Linked DNA regions of Mus musculus: region 2 is linked to region 1. A link is a loop called in an ENCODE intact Hi-C map of the cell type or tissue named here. Cell type or tissue: left cerebral cortex. All regions are shown on one strand.

The links. Hi-C counts contacts between places; a loop is a spot of excess contacts. Peaks named below come from ENCODE experiments on the same cell type or tissue, not always from the same donor. Only the 100,000 strongest peaks of a DNase experiment are listed, where the experiment ranks them.
Region 2: a loop joins it to region 1, with 9 times the contacts of the local background. A loop is called at or near these places in 9 of 42 quality-filtered maps.

Annotation. Positions count from the first base shown.
Region 1 is chr4:144,220,031-144,228,030 of GRCm38, forward strand. No RefSeq gene overlaps it. Among named protein-coding and RNA genes, the nearest start is that of Pramel29, 11 kb to the left of the region's middle. In left cerebral cortex, no CTCF peak of the experiment used is centred here; no DNase peak of the experiment used is centred here.
Region 2 is chr4:143,771,271-143,779,270 of GRCm38, forward strand. No RefSeq gene overlaps it. Among named protein-coding and RNA genes, the nearest start is that of Pramel25, 14 kb to the right of the region's middle. In left cerebral cortex, no CTCF peak of the experiment used is centred here; no DNase peak of the experiment used is centred here.

The DNA.
Region 1 (8,000 bases):
GGGTCTGCGGCAATTATTATTTAGATTTATTTCACTTTTTTATGTGTTTTGCCTGCATCTATGTATCTCTATGTGATATATTTGTTTCTGCACAAGCGAGAGTCAATTCTATTAGAATCAGAGTTATAGAAATTTGTGAGCAGCCATGTGAGTGGTAGAAACTTAATCTGGGTCCTCTTGGAAGAGCAAATTGTGCTTTTAACCACTAAGAAATTTTTTCAGTCCTTATTTCTATTTAAGAGAAGTGGTTGGGTTTGTGTTTCTGTTGTTATTGATGCTGTTGTTTTGGTGTGATTGGGTGTGTGAGTGTGTTTGTGTGTGTGATATTTTTAATTTAATTTAATTTAATTTTTTAACCATGTGAGTCCAACTTCAGTAATCATGCTTAGCATAAAGTGTCTTTACCTGCTAAGCCATATACTTGGTTCTGTATTTGATACAGGGTTTCATATAACACAGGCTGGCCTCTCAATATGTAGCTCAGGCTGTCATTAAAATTCTACTCCTCTAGCTTTTGAATCCCAATTATTAGGATTACAGGCCAGTACCACCATGTCCAGTGTTTTTGATTTAGGTTTAGTTTGGCTTGGTTTGGTTTTACTTTTAAGTCTAGGTAAATAGACTAAATCCTTTGTTCTGTCTTTTTCTTCCCTAAGGCCTAAGGCAGTGCTCACTCACTGGGACATGTCAGTGTTTGTGGCCTGATTTCCCAAACGTTTTGACATTCATTTGCATTTTACCCTTGAAATTTAGTTTCCCTTTAAATTACTTAATACAAGGAAAAACAAACCTCCTTAAGACGATTGCTGGGTGACACTCAAATGTCTAATCAGCTAGTAGCAGTTTGCATTTAGAGTCACAGATGTGAATGGGGAGGCCTGAGTAGTAAGGTGTTAAAACAGAGCCAGAGAAGACACTGTCTGGGAGCTTAAAGTCATACTTGGCCTGGTTTGCATAGAAAGCTCTTTGTCCCATCTGTTGAGTTGCTCACTTCATTGAGACTCTTCTGTTCACTTTGTCCCAAATGAGGCTCTTGGTGATGCTACCAAGAATTCAGCTCAACTAAGGTTGGAGGGTCAGGTCACTTCTTGAGCCAAGAAGTTTTAAGCTAGCCTGAGCAACATATCTAGGCTGCATGGGGTGTTGGAGGATCTCAACACTCCCTACAGCCAATTTCTGGTAGCTAAGTGTGTATACACTTGATATGTTATGATCTTGATTCAGACTTTTAGATGAATGGAATATTTTCTTGATTTTGTGACAAACTTGTTATGTATCCCTGACTGACCTGAAATTCACCATGCATGCACTCTGTACCACATGAATGCCTGGAGGCTGTGAAGCCTAGAAGAGCCCTAGAACTGGAGCTGGGAGCCATCATGTGGCTGCTGAAAATTTGTTATGCCTCTAAGAATTCCTGAACCCCAAAAGACCTCCAAGGAAAGTCTTTGATGTAGTGCCATTAGGGTTATTTTGGATTTTTTTTTTTTTTACCCCAACAAAGTCCTGGATAGTCTAGAATTTCCTATGTCCATATGGTTTGCCTCAAAGACACAGGGACACATGGATTCGCCTACTTCTGCTTCCAGAGTGATGGAATTAAATGTATGGGCTATCACATCATGCTCACCACCCAGCCACAATTTCCTTTTCTACCTACTGTGCTGGCTGATCTTTTCCCTAACAACCCTAACTTCTGGGGAACCTAGGGAAGCTACACAAAACCATCTGTAGGGCTAATGTTCTGATGTTAGGCCTGGCCCCTGGTTAAAGGTTGGGGCCACTTACCCATCTCAATAATATTAACCCAGAATTTGTTCAGTCTAAAGGAAATACAGGGACAAAGACTTTAGCAGAGACTGAAAGAAAGGTCATCCAAGATTGTCCCCCCTGGGGATCCATCCCATAAGCAACCACCAAACCCAGACTCTATTGCTGATGCAAGAAGTGCATACCTGATATAGCTGTCTCCTGAGAGGCTCTGCCAGAGCCTTACCAATACAGGTGCAAATACTTGAAGTTATCCATCAGACTGACACTGGGAATTCAATGGAGGAATTGGGGGAAGGACTGAAGGAGCTGGAGAGGTTTCAACTTCATAGGAAGAACAATATCAACTAACCTGATACCCTCAATGTCTCCCAAAAGCTCCTAGGGACTAAACAACTCACCAAAGAATACACCAGAGTGTCCCATGGCTCCAGCTGCATATATAGCAGAGGATGGACTTGGTATCAATGGGAGGTGACACCCTTGGTCTTGTCAAGGCTCTATGCTCCAGCATAGGTGAATGCTAGGGTGGTGAGGCAAGAGGCGGGTAGGTGGAGGAACACCCTCTTAGAAGCAGGAGGGAGGGGTGGGGTAGGGGATTTGTGAAGGGGAAACCAGGAAGGGGGATAACATTTGAAATGTAAATAAATAAAATAACCACTAAAAATTTAAAAACAAAAACATACAAACACAAACTAGAAAACCATCTCTATTTGTCTTGGTGTAGTTTTACATAAGATTAGAATAAATGATGTTCATCAAGGAAGGCTGTTCTCAAGCTTGCTGTGTAGCTGAGGGTGACTTTGAACTGATCCTTTATCATCCTCCCTCCTCAGCCTCCTCAGAGCTGCTACAGCTTCTGACTGACAGAGTGCCCAGCTCAGCTGTGAACTTCAGAACAGGGTTATAGATCTGATAAAATAGTTTCAGCTTTGTTGTCTGAGTTTTCATACTTTTGATTACTGTCAGGTGCAGATTACACACTGGGCTGGATCATACACAGATCAATAAGGGGCATACATGAATAAAATTTAGGCAGCTCTATGTTGGTTCATAATAGTTATCCTTCTTTCTGGGAAGACAAACCAGGAGAGTCCAAATCGAGATTATCTACAGAGTAAGACTCTATTGCAAAATCAAATATGAAGCCAAGTGCAGAAATAAGCAATTAAATATAAAATTAAAAAGAATAAGTGAGCCTGACAGTGATGGCACAGGCCTTTAAACCCAACACTCAGGGTGGGGTTGGGTTGGTAGAACCACATAGATATTTGAGTTCTTGTCCAAACTGGTCTACAGAGTAAGTTGTGCCTGACTGGTCTACAGAGTGAGTTCTGGGATGTCCAGGGTCACACAGAGAAACTCGGTCTTGAAAACAAAAAGCCAAAAACAAAATTGAAATTAAAATTAAATAAATGAACTCTGTGAATCCATAGATGGTCCCCCGATATACTTGCAGGTTTTAGGATGTTTGTTTGTCTCTTCTTCCATGGAGCTTTAGTTTAATGAGTATCGAGAAAGAAGTTTCATGGAAGATTAAATAAGATGGGAAAATTCAACTCTGATGAGCTTTTGTGATGGTGGTACAGATGCAAAGGGGTGACAAGAGAAATGATTACAAAAGAGTCATTGGAGCCAACAATTTTTTTACCCCAACAAAGTCCTGGATAGTCTAGAATTTCCTATGTCCATATGGTTTGCCTCAAAGACACAGGGACACATGGATTCGCCTACTTCTGCTTCCAGAGTGATGGAATTAAATGTATGGGCTATCACATCATGCTCACCACCCAGCCACAATTTCCTTTTCTACCTACTGTGCTGGCTGATCTTTTCCCTAACAACCCTAACTTCTGGGGAACCTAGGGAAGCTACACAAAACCATCTGTAGGGCTAATGTTCTGATGTTAGGCCTGGCCCCTGGTTAAAGGTACTTTAACCATAGTCAGGACTTTGTATCCAGAGGGACTGCCTCGAGCTTCTGAGAATAGGAACCTGTCACGATTGTTCAGATCAGGTAAGTCCCTCACCTCCATGAGGACATGTCAATTGATTCATTGACAATGTAGAAACAAGATAGCACAGGACTCCTTATGCAATCTAATGGGAAGAAATAGAAAAGAGAAGAGGGCATGGCATTGGGAGTACTTACATCTGTACAGTGGCCCAGATCTGGAAGGACAGGCCACAATCTGTGCTGATCCCTATAAGTAAAATGCTTATTTTTGAGCCTTTGAATGAGCTGAGTATGGGAAACTTCAAAAACTGGGTTTGAGATTCAGGGATTGGTGTGAAGAATGAATTGCTGCACAGGCTGTGATAACGAGTAAATGACACCACAGAAGGCACCATGAACTATGGTCATATGGGTCCCATATTCCATTTTCTTGAGGGCCCATTTATCTTAATGGGCACCTCTGGGTGCCTGATTGTCACTGAAGAGTGGGAGTAGGTCAATCACATTGCCATGTGAAAACTAATCTCTTGTTCTTTCCCTAGGTACCCGAGGACCCCCTTAGAGATCATTTTGAGCCCTCTCATCAAGCTTTTACATTCATACACAGAGTCATCTGCTCAATATTCTAACCACTGTCAGCTCAAACACCTGTACTTGAGAGGAGACCTTTAAACTGCTTTTAATGTCATGTCTATCAAATTTTCCTTAAAGAGTATTGTAGACACCATGAATACCATGGAATTAGAAGATTGTTGAATGGGGGTTCTTGACTCAGTCTCCTTGTGCCTTTCCTGATTCAATTTGTGCAGTTCACAAGAGTCAATTTCTTTGACAATGACATCTTCATTGCTACCCTAAAGGACTTCTGTATCACAATGCCAAACTGAGCCCTCTGACCATATAATTGTACCCAGCTCCTATAGAGCCTGTGATGATTGGACTTAGGGAGATTTCCCCACCTATGTATTGAAGTCATAAGCACACTCATTATTTATAATCTGCTCAAGTCATTTTGTGTAGCTGAACTTTGGCTACTTTGTGAGTTCTTTTCCCTTCCACTCTTTTTTGTCTGTCTATTTGTTTGTTTGTTTGTTTGTTTGTTTGTTTGTTTTTTGAGGCAGGGTTTCTCTGTATAACCCTGGCTGTCCTGAAATTCACTTTGTAGACCAGGCTGGCCTCGAACTCAGAAATCCGCCCTGCCTCTGCCTCCCACCATGCCCTTCTTCCCTTCCACTCTTATCCAATCTTCCTACCCTCTAATATAGGAGAGAAAAAAGGCTATAGGTGCTGATGTTCTCAGCAGATGACTTCCTGCTGATTAGGGATGTTGAGTTCCTTGGGGCCAGTTTGATATTTACCATTAAAACATCTAACTTCTTCTTCTTGTTGTTCCTTCTTTGTGCATGACTATTTAAGAAACTGTGACACACAGCAGCTAACCAACAACCCGTCCCTCTCTTGGTGTCTATCATTTATATACATTCTGCGTAGTTCCTAGAATTCTAAACATCACAGAATAGTCCAAATGATCTATGGCTTGCAAAATGATGACCCTTCTAGAATAAGAGGCAACCAATAATATGCTGATGTGACCAATCATTAATAGCATGATATCACATACCTGGGGTTAAAACAGAAACATATTGCCATAATTTTCTGTGTTTTTAAAGAAATCAATATTCTCACAATTAATCTCCATTGTGACTAATGTCTGCTATGAATGTAGTTAGCATTTTTCTATGACCTTTGCCCTGGCTGTCAGTAAATAGAAAGGATGTGCCTTCTGAGTTCTAAGAAATGAATGTCTATGGACTATAGTTTTGAGTATTGCTATATGTGACGGCAACACAATGTTCTGCAATGGAATCCGACCAGTGTCTGACATTGATGAGGAACACAATGTGGCATGAGGTTAAGTGTCCTGTAGAGTGAGGAAAAGAGTTCTACATTTCAAATGTAGTTTCTGTCAAGACTGACTTGAAAAAATATTGCAGGATAAAATCTCAGCCCTAAAATGACAAATGGAATTAGAGGAAGAACATCAGGACTTATTTAATCAGCTACAAGAATTAAAGAGCAGAAAGTTGTCTCAGAAGTGTGAAGCCACATGAAAAAATCCCCCAGGTCCTTGCATTCCTCAACAGAGTCCAAAGACAGACCCTGCCCTCTGGCTTTGGTTGAGATACAGACCAACCAGATGAGGGAGAGGCTGAGGCATTCCCTGTATTAGAGATCACAGATGCTCAAGTGGTTACTTGGAGACATCACACAAGTTTCAATTCCCAAACCATTAAAGAATTAAAAAATGCAGTGTCACTGTATGGTGTCACTGCTCCTTTTACTCTTGCAATCCTGGAACTGATATTCTGATTTTCTGGTTTTATTCATTGACTGATGACAACAGCAGGGAGGATTTTTGGTAATGCAGAGGCTAGGGTAGATTATGTGAAACAGCTTATGTTCGAAAATGTCAATCCTGCCTGCCAAGCAGCCATTAGACCCTACAGAAAGAAGACATGCCTCACTGGGTACATCTTACTCTGTTCTAACAAAGGGACCTCTTAACAGCAGGGCTCAGCTATGGTGGCTCCCATGAAAGCCACTGATTGATAGCCATACACTCAGTAAGAGACTTCTTGGAAAGTAGAGACAAAAAGGCCTGTTTTAAGTGTGGCAAGCCTAGACATTTTTGCAAAAGATTCCAGGGTAGGAAACCAGTCACCTCTGAGATGGCCCAGGAATCAGCCTGAGCTATGTATGGGTTCCAAACTCGGAAAACATTGGGCTAATAAGTGTAGATCCAAGACAGAAAAACAAGGGAAGACCCTTTTTCCTAATAAGGGAAATGGGAGCAGGGGCCAGCCCCAGGCCCCGAACCAACACAAGCCCAAACAGGTTTATGGGGTGGTCAGCTTCTTGCCAGCAAGCAACAACAACCCCTTTAAGAACTTAATCTAGCTACCCCAGAAACGGCAGGACTGGACCTCAGTTCCACCATCCACACAGTACCAACCACATCAATGGGATCTCAGTCCCTACCCACTGAAGCATTGGACTGCTCTATTCAAATGTGTTTGGCCTGAGAGTAGGATTAAGCAGTGCTACCATGCAGGGACTACAGATTTTCCTGGTGTTATAGACAGTGATTATCAAGGAGAGATTAAGGTGATGGCCAAGACAATATATAATATAGTCACCATCCCCACAAGAAGAAGGATTGCTCAACTATTGTTACTTCCATTGCTTCTTAGTAATCGCAAATATGAGTCCTAAGAGAGGAGTTCAAGGCTTTGGTTCCTCTGATGCATACTGAGTGCAACCTATAAATAACAAAAACCTGTTCTGACAATATGGCTTGATAGAAAGGCATTCAGAGGCTTGGTTGATAAAGGGGCCAATGTGACTATTATAAAACAAAGTGATTTTCCCTCTACCTGGCCTCTGACACCAACCTTGAAAAATCTAAGGGTTGTTGGTCAAAGTCAAAATCCACAACAGAGTTCTAAGGTGCTGAAGTGAAAAGATAAAGAAGGAAATACAGGAAATATACAACCATATGTTATCCTTGGCCTTCTCATTAATCTCTGGGAAAGAGATCTGTTATCGCAGTAAGCATGTGTACCCACCATGATGTAATCATGGCTCAGATGAAAACTCTAGGTTTTCCCCAGGGAAAGGTTTAGGAAAAAAATGAAGATGGGATTACCTATCCCATTGAGGCCCATGGCAACACTAGGAAGATGAAGCTTGGAGTATTTTTGATGGGAGCTCTTGATTCATCTGCACCCTCATGGCATTGTGCCGATCTCATCACCTGGAAGGGAGACTCGCCCATCTGAGTGGATCAGTGGACCCTCACCACCAAAAAATTACAAGCTGCCCAATTACTAGTGCAGGAGCAAATATAGGCAGGACATTTGGAACAGAGTAACTCTCCCTGGAATAATCCAATATTTGTCATCAAGAAAAAAATCAGGAAAGTAGAGATTGTTACAAGACTTGAGGGCTGTTAATGTGACAACGATCCTGATGGAAGCCTTGTAACCTCGGATGCCCACACCTGTGCCAATACCTTTGGTCTACTATAAAATAGTTATGGATTTAAAAGATTGTTTCTTTACCATCCTCTTGTATCTTGAAGACAGAAAGTGCTTTGCCTTTAGTGTTCCTGCTGTAAACTTTAGAGGACCTATGAAAAGATATCAGTGGAAGGTATTACCTCTGGGTATGGCTAATAGCCCTACCTTGTGTCAAAAATTTGTGGCCTCCAACA
Region 2 (8,000 bases), 450 kb before region 1:
GTAGTCACTTTGTTTTATGACTCCGCCCTTGGGTCAGACAATGGAGTCTGCAAGGGAGAGAGTAGGAATAGAGGGGCTAGAGACTCAAAGAATGGAGACAAGATAGGCTGCTTGATCAAGTCTCATTTATTGAAAGACAACTATGGGTATTTAAGCACAAGCTAGGGAGTGCAGCTTGAGACACTTAACCACAAGTCCAGAATGTGTCTGAGAAACACAAGATGTTATCAGAATGTGCTCAGCTGTGGTGGGCTGCTTGCAAAAACATCATGCTAGGAAAACAAGTCTCTCATCAGTGTGGAAAAGTACCAACTTGTAAGTAAATAGCCCAAGATGGCTGCAGAGATGACAGCTGCTTTCTGCTAAGAGTCAACTCCCAACAGGTCCCCCTTTTTATTTTTTATTTTTAAGAGAAGACTGGGAAACTTTACGGAAACTGTGCCTGTCTTAAATTGGACCCTAAGTCTCCCTTTCCCATATCTGGACACTCAATAACTCGTTTTTGTTTAAGCTCCTATCTTAGGTTGGTAAGGCTTCCAAATTAGGGGCAGGGGTCTTGAGGTGTTTCTTTACCCGTCATTGACTATCTGGCTTAACATGTAAGTTAGGAGCTACTCCTAGTTTGTCTTGTTGACAGATATCTTATTTTCCCTACTGCTAGCCTATGATAACAGACCTGTATGAGTTTCATTTGAATAGCATCTATCTGCTGTTATACAAAAGCCATCAGTTTCTTGAACACTATGGGCCCTGGAGACAAGAGAACAAGTAGGCTGGGTATCTTCATTTTCCTGCATTACAGGAGGAATATCCCTGAATGGCCAGAGAGTTTTCAACACAAATTCTATTTTTTTTCTGTGGATAATAGGTGGGGACCACCAAATGTGGCCTGTGGATACACAGTACCATCCAGCACAGTATGCTGAGCCAGGGCCTCTACATTTTCTCTTAGAGCTTTTTCTGCAGGGCACAGATAAACCTAGTGATATCAAAGTATTGACCCCACTTTATGCAGTCAAAGACATGGACCTCACTAAATTATAAATCGGGGAACCAAGAGTCCAGTTGAGCCACCTTGTAGGTGCTGGTGATGATGTCTCCTTTAGCACTGAGGACTTTCCAAGTCAGGTTATATAGCATATTCTGGTTGATCCATTCCTGTTTAAAGGCAATTGTGAGGAACAGTAGCAGCATTGGGATGTAGAGAATCTTCATGTTCCCTGCAAAGAAGAAACAGGGTTCTCAGGGGGCTTATCATCCCTGGATCTGTTATTATTGTATATTTGTTTAAATCAGTTTCTCTTGCTGCCAGCATGTGGCATCTGCTGTTTGGGAATATATGCAGACAGAACCTCTTCCTCAGATAAGCACTGGGTCTGGCCCAATCTAGGTTCTGGTTTTTGGGTCTTTCCAGAGGACTGTTGCAAAATTCTTTTTGATATCAGGATGCCAAAACCAATCTGCCACAGATTTTCATTCAGAATCGAAAGTTAAAAAATTTAAAATAAAGAGTGTGTGATGAAGGATATTTCTGGGGGATCCCTTGGTAGGGTACCATTCCTCCCCTTTTTTTCTAAATTGATGTTTAATGGTTTGATGTGCCCTTTCTACCATACTTTGGCCCTGTGGATTATAGAGAATACCTGTTTTATGTAGCATTGTCAATTTCTTAGAAAATTGGAAGAAACTTGAGCTTGTATAATGTGGACCATTGTCAGTCTTTATCTGTTTAGGCACACCCAATACAGTGTATGTAGCAAGCACAAGTGATTACATGTTTGCCTGCTTCTCCAGTTTGTAATGTCACATAAATGAAACCAATGTATGTATCTACATATACATGTATATATTTTTGGTTTCCAAATTCATTATAACGAGTAACATCCATTTGCCAGAGGCTGTTTGGTATTAGGCCCGTTGGATTTACACCCAAATGAGGTAAAGGTGTAACAACACATGACTGATATTATTTGACAATTTACCTAGCTTGTTCTCTGGTAATTTTAAACATGATCTTCAATGTTTGGGAATTGAAGTGATATAACTCATGGACTCTTATGGTCTTATCCAGGTTAGCTGGTGGATCTGATGAAGTCACCAAAGTTACATGAGTGGCTAGATCTGCTTTGGTATTTTCCTCAGAGATGGAACCTGGTAGTCTGTTGTGGGCTCTCAGATGTCCTATAAAAATTTATACTTTCTCCTCAAAATTAATTGTTGGCACTTTAAAAAGAGATCAGCTGCTTCTGGGGAATATTTTATTTGCACAGCTATTTCTAGCAGAGGGGCAGACTGAGCTAAATATGAGCATCTGTGTAATTATTAATGGCTTGATTCAGAAACGCTTGGAACACAGCAATAACAGCATGCAATTCAACCAATTGGTCTGACATTGACGATGTAGCAAAGGAGATTACTTGACCATTAAAGGCATAAACAGCTGTTCCTGATGAGGAAACATCAGGGAAAACTAGCACTGCTTCTTCTATAGGTGCATGTGTGGTGCAAGATGGAAAAATGAATTCATGGCGATTACAAAACTGAACCAATTTGTCTGGCAGATAATGATTATCAAGCTGTCCAGCAAAGGAGGCACATGTGATAGGCCAAAGTTCAGAATTTTGCATAAGCCAATCAACCTGATGCCTTATATAGGGTTGCACTATGGCATCACAGACTTTTCCAAATATTTCTGACTATTATCTCTGCCTAATATAATAATATCAGCTACAGCCACATAGTATGAATAAAGGACCTTCTTAGGATATGAGAAAAGATGAGCCCAAAATATGTGTGCTGTTTGCCAAATAAAATAAAATAAAAAACAAAAAATAACAAAAAAAAAAACAACAAAAACAAAAAAACAAAAAACTCTGCAGTAGGAATAAATTTGGTGTTAAAAATCAGAAAATATAAAGGCTTAGAATAATTAATATGAGTTACAAATTGGGATGAAATAGCACTTTCAATCTTCTGCAAACTTTCTGACCCTCCTCTGTTAGGGTCTGGTCAGACTTAGGGTCAGCATCTCCCTTGAAAATAGCAAACTGAGGCTTCAAATCTTCTCTAATAAGTTTTAAATATGGACATATCGAATTGATATCTCCCAATAGTTTTTGAAAATCATTAAGCATTTCAAGGGAATCAGTTCTAAAAGTGGCCATTAATAATAAATAATATGTGGGCCAATAATCTGAAATCCTAAACAAGTATAGGGATCTTGTAACTGTACCTATTCTGTAGCTATTTCTTTTCTTTTTTTTTTTAATATTTTTTATTACGTATTTTCCTTAGTTACATTTCCAATGCTATCCCAAAAGTCCCCCATACCCCCCCCCCCACTCCCCTACCCACCCATTCCCACTTTTTGGCCCTGACGTTCCCCTGTACTGGGGCATATAAAGTTTGCATGTCCAATGGGCCTCTCTTTCCAGCGATGGCCGACTAGGCCATCTTTTGATACATATGCAGCTAGAGTCAAGAGCTCCAGGGTACTGGTTTGTTCATAATGTTGTTGCACCTACAGAGTTGCAGATCTCTTTAGCTCATTGGATATTTTCTCTAGCTCCTCCATTGGGGGCCCTGTGATCCATCCAATAGCTGACTGTGAGCAACCACTTATGTGATGGTGAGTGGTCTTGATTTCTGTTAGTAGGATTCTTACGTTTGCCTTTCACCATCTGGTATTCTCTGAAGCTAGTTGTTATAGTTGTCTCTGGTTAGAGCCTGTTCCTCAGGTGATTATGTTAGCCTCTATCAGTATACCTGGGAAACTATCTCTCTCCTTAGTTTCAATGGTCAGAGTACTCTCTGCAGGCAAGCTCTCCTCTTGCAGGGAAGGTGTCCAGATATCTGGTGTTCGAATCTGCCTCCTGGCAGAAGTTGTGTTCCACTCACCAGAGGTCTTAAGATCCCATGGGGGATCCTGTGTGGGTCCTTGAGGGTGTCTGGAGACTCCGCGGGCAAGGAACCCCGGTGCTGGAGTGAACCGGATAGGACTTGTGCCCCTGATCAGGTTGGGTTATCTGCTTCCCTAGTTAATGCAGTCTCAGTTCCCACATGATTGGATTGGAGCAGACGCTGTGTTCCACTCACCAGAGGTCTTAAGATCCCATGGGGGATCCTGTGTGGGTCCTTGCGGGTGTCCAGAGACTCCGAGGGCAAGGAACTCCGGTGCTGGAGTGGACCGGAAGGGTTCTGTAGCTATTTGTAACCCTGCAGTCTGAAAAGCTGTTTTAGGATCATCAAAACACTGGAATACCTGACTTCCATCTTTTCCTGCTATTAAGATATGATCCACGTAATGAATCACGTAGATTTATTTCCACATGGTTCTAACATCATCTATGTTGGAGGTCACAAATTTTTGGCACAAGGTAGGGCTATTAGCCATACCCAGAGGTAATACCTTCCACTGATGTCTTTTCATAGGTCCTCTAAAGTTTACAGCAGGAACACTAAAAGCAAAGCACTTTCTGTCTTCAAGATGCAAGAGGATGGTAAAGAAATAATCTTTTAAATCCATAACTATTTTATAGTAGCCCAAAGTTATTGGCACAGGTGTGGGCATCCGAGGTTACAAGGCTTCCATCAGGGTCATTGTCACATTAACAGCCCTCAAGTCCTGTAACAATCTCCACTTTCCTGATTTTTTTTTTTTTTGATGACAAATATTGGGTTATTCCAGGGAGAGTTACTCTGTTCCAAATGCCCTGCCTATATTTGCTCCTGCACTAGTAATTGGGCAGCTTGTAATTTTTTGGTGGTGAGGGTCCACTGATCCACCCAGATGGGCGAGTCTCCCTTCCAGGTGATGGGATCGGCACAATGCCATGAGGGTGCAGATGAATCAACAGCTCCCATCAAAAATACTCCAAGCTTGATCTTTCCAGTGTTGCCATGGGCCTCAATGGGATAGGTAATCCCATCTTCATTTTTTTCCTAAACCTTTCCCTGGGGAAAACCTAGAGTTTTCATCTGAGCCATGATTACATCATGGTGGGTACACATGCTAACTGGGATAACAGATCTCTTTCCCAGAGATTAATGAGAAGGCCAAGGATAACATATGGTTGTATATTTCCCGTATTTCCTTCTTTATCTTTTCACTTCTGCACCTTAGAACTCTGTTGTGGATTTTGACTTTGACCAATAATCCTTAGATTTTTCAAGGTTGGTGTCAGAGGCCAGGTAGAGGGACAATCACTTTGGTTTATAATAGTCACATTGGCCCCTTTATCAACCAAGCCTCTGAATGCCTTTCTATCAAGCCATATTGTCATCACAGGTTTTTGTTATTTATAGGTTGCACTCAGTATGCATCAGAGGAACCAAAGCCTTGATCTCCTCTCTTAGGACTCATATTTGTGATTACTAAGAAGCAATGGAAGTAACAATAGTTGAGCAATCCTTCTTCTTGTGGGGATGGTGACTATATTATATATTGTCTTGGCCATTACCTTAATCTCTCCTTGATAATCATTGTCTATAACACCAGGAAAATCTGTAGTCCCTGCATGGTAGCACTGCTTAATCCTACTCTCAGGCCAAACACATTTGAATAGAGCAGTCCAACGCTTCAGTGGGTAGGGACTGAGATCCCATTGATGTGGTTGGTACTGTGTGGATGGTGGAACTGAGGTCCAGTCCTGCCATTTCTGGGGTAGCTAGATTAAGTTCTTAAAGGGGTTGTTGTTGCTTGCTGGCAAGAAGCTGACCACCCCATAAACCTGTTTGGGCTTGTGTTGGTTCGGGGCCTGGGGCTGGCCCCTGCTCCCATTTCCCTTATTAGGAAAAAGGGTCTTCCCTTGTTTTTCTGTCTTGGATCTACACTTATTAGCCCATTGTTTTCCGAGTTTGGAACCCATACATAGCTCAGGCTGATTCCTGGGCCATCTCAGAGGTGACTGGTTTCCTACCCTGCAATCTTTTGCAAAATGTCTAGGCTTGCCACACTTAAAACAGGCCTTTTTGTCTCTACTTTCCAAGAAGTCTCTTACTGATTGTATGGCTATCAATCAGTGGCTTTCATGGGAGCCACCATAGCTGAGCCCTGTTGTTAAGAGGTCCCTTTGTTAGAACAGAGTAAGATGTACCCAGTGAGGCATGTCTTCTTTCTGTAGGGTCTAATGGCTGCTTGGCAGGCAGGATTGACATTTTCAAACTTAATCTGTTTCACATAGTCTACCCCAGCCTCTGCATTACCAAAAATCCTCCCTGCTGTTGTCATCAGTCAATGAATAAAACCAGAAAATCAGAATATCAGTTCCAGGATTGCAAGAGTAAAAGGAGCAGTGACACCATACAGTGACACTGCATTTTTTTAATTCTTTAATGGTTTGGGAATTGAAACTTGTGTGATGTCTCCAAGTAACCACTTGAGCATCTGTGATCTCTAATACAGGGAATGCCTCAGCCTCTCCAAAGCCAGAGGGCAGGGTCTGTCTTTGGACTCTGTGTTGAGGAATGCAAGGACCTGGGGGATTTTTTCATGTGGCTTCACACTTCTGAGACAACTTTCTGCTCTTTAATTCTTGTAGCTGATTAAATAAGTCCTGATCTTCTTCCTCTAATTCTATTTGTCATTTTAGGGCTGAGATTTTATCCTGCAATTTTTTTCAAGTCAGTCTTGACAGAAACTACATTTGAAATGTAGAACTCTTTTCCTCACTCTACAGGACGCTTAACCTCATGCCACATTGTGTTCTTCATCAATGTCAGACACTGCTCTGATTCCATTGCAGAACATTGTGTTGCCGTCACATATAGCAATACTCAAAACTATAGTCCATAGACATTCATTTCTTAGAACTCAGAAGGCACATCCTTTCTATTTACTGAAGCCAGGGCAAAGGTCATAGAAAAATGCTAACTACATTCATAGCAGACATTAGTCACAATGGAGATTAATTGTGAGAATATTGATTTCTTTAAAAACACAGAAAATTATGGCGATATGTTTCTGTTTTAACCCCAGGTATGTGATATGATGCTAATAATGATTGGTCACATCAGCAGATTATTAGTTGCCTCTTACTCTAGAAGGGTCATCATTTTCAAGCCGTAGATCATTTAGACTATTCTGTGATGTTTAGAATTCTAGGAACTACGCAGAATGTATATAAATGATAGACGCCAAGGGAGGGATGTGTTGTTGGTTAGCTGCTGTGTGTCACAGTTTCTTAAATAGTCATGCACAAAGAAGAAACAACAACAAGAAGAAGTTAGATGGTCTGATGGTAAATATCAAACTGGCCCCAAAGAACTCAACATCCCTAATCAGCAGGAAGTCATCTGCTGAGAACATCAGCACCTATAGCCTTTTTTCTCTCCTATGTTAGAGGGTTAGAGGGTAGGAAGATTGGATAAGAGTGGAAGGGAAGACAGGTGTGGTGGGAGGCTGAGGCAGGCAGATTTAAGAGTTCGAGGAGAGCCTGGTCTCCAAAGTGAATTTCAGGACAGCCAGGGTTATACAGAGAAACCCGGTCTCAAACAAACAAACAAACAAACAAACAAACAAACAAACAAACAAACAAACAAGAGTGGAAGGGAAAAGAACTCACAAAGTAGCCAAAGTTCAACTACAAAAAATGACTTAAGCAGATTATAAATAATGAGTGTGCTTATGACTTCAATACATAGGTGGGGAAATCTCCCTAAGTCCAATCATCACAGGCTCTATAGGAGCTGGGTACAATTATATGGTCAGAGGGCTCAGTTTGGCATTGTGATACAGAAGTCCTTTAGGGTAGCAATGAAGATGTCATTGTCAAAGAAATTGACTCTTGTGAACTGCACAAATTGAATCAGGAAAGGCACAAGGAGACTGAGCCAAGAGCCCCCCATTCAACAATCTTCCAATTCCATGGTATTCATGGTGTCTGCAACACTCTTTAAGGAAAATTTGATAGACATGACATTAAAAGCAGTTTAAAGGACTCCTCTCAAGTACAGGTGTTTGAGCTGACAGTGGTTAGAATATTGAGCAGATGACTCCGTGT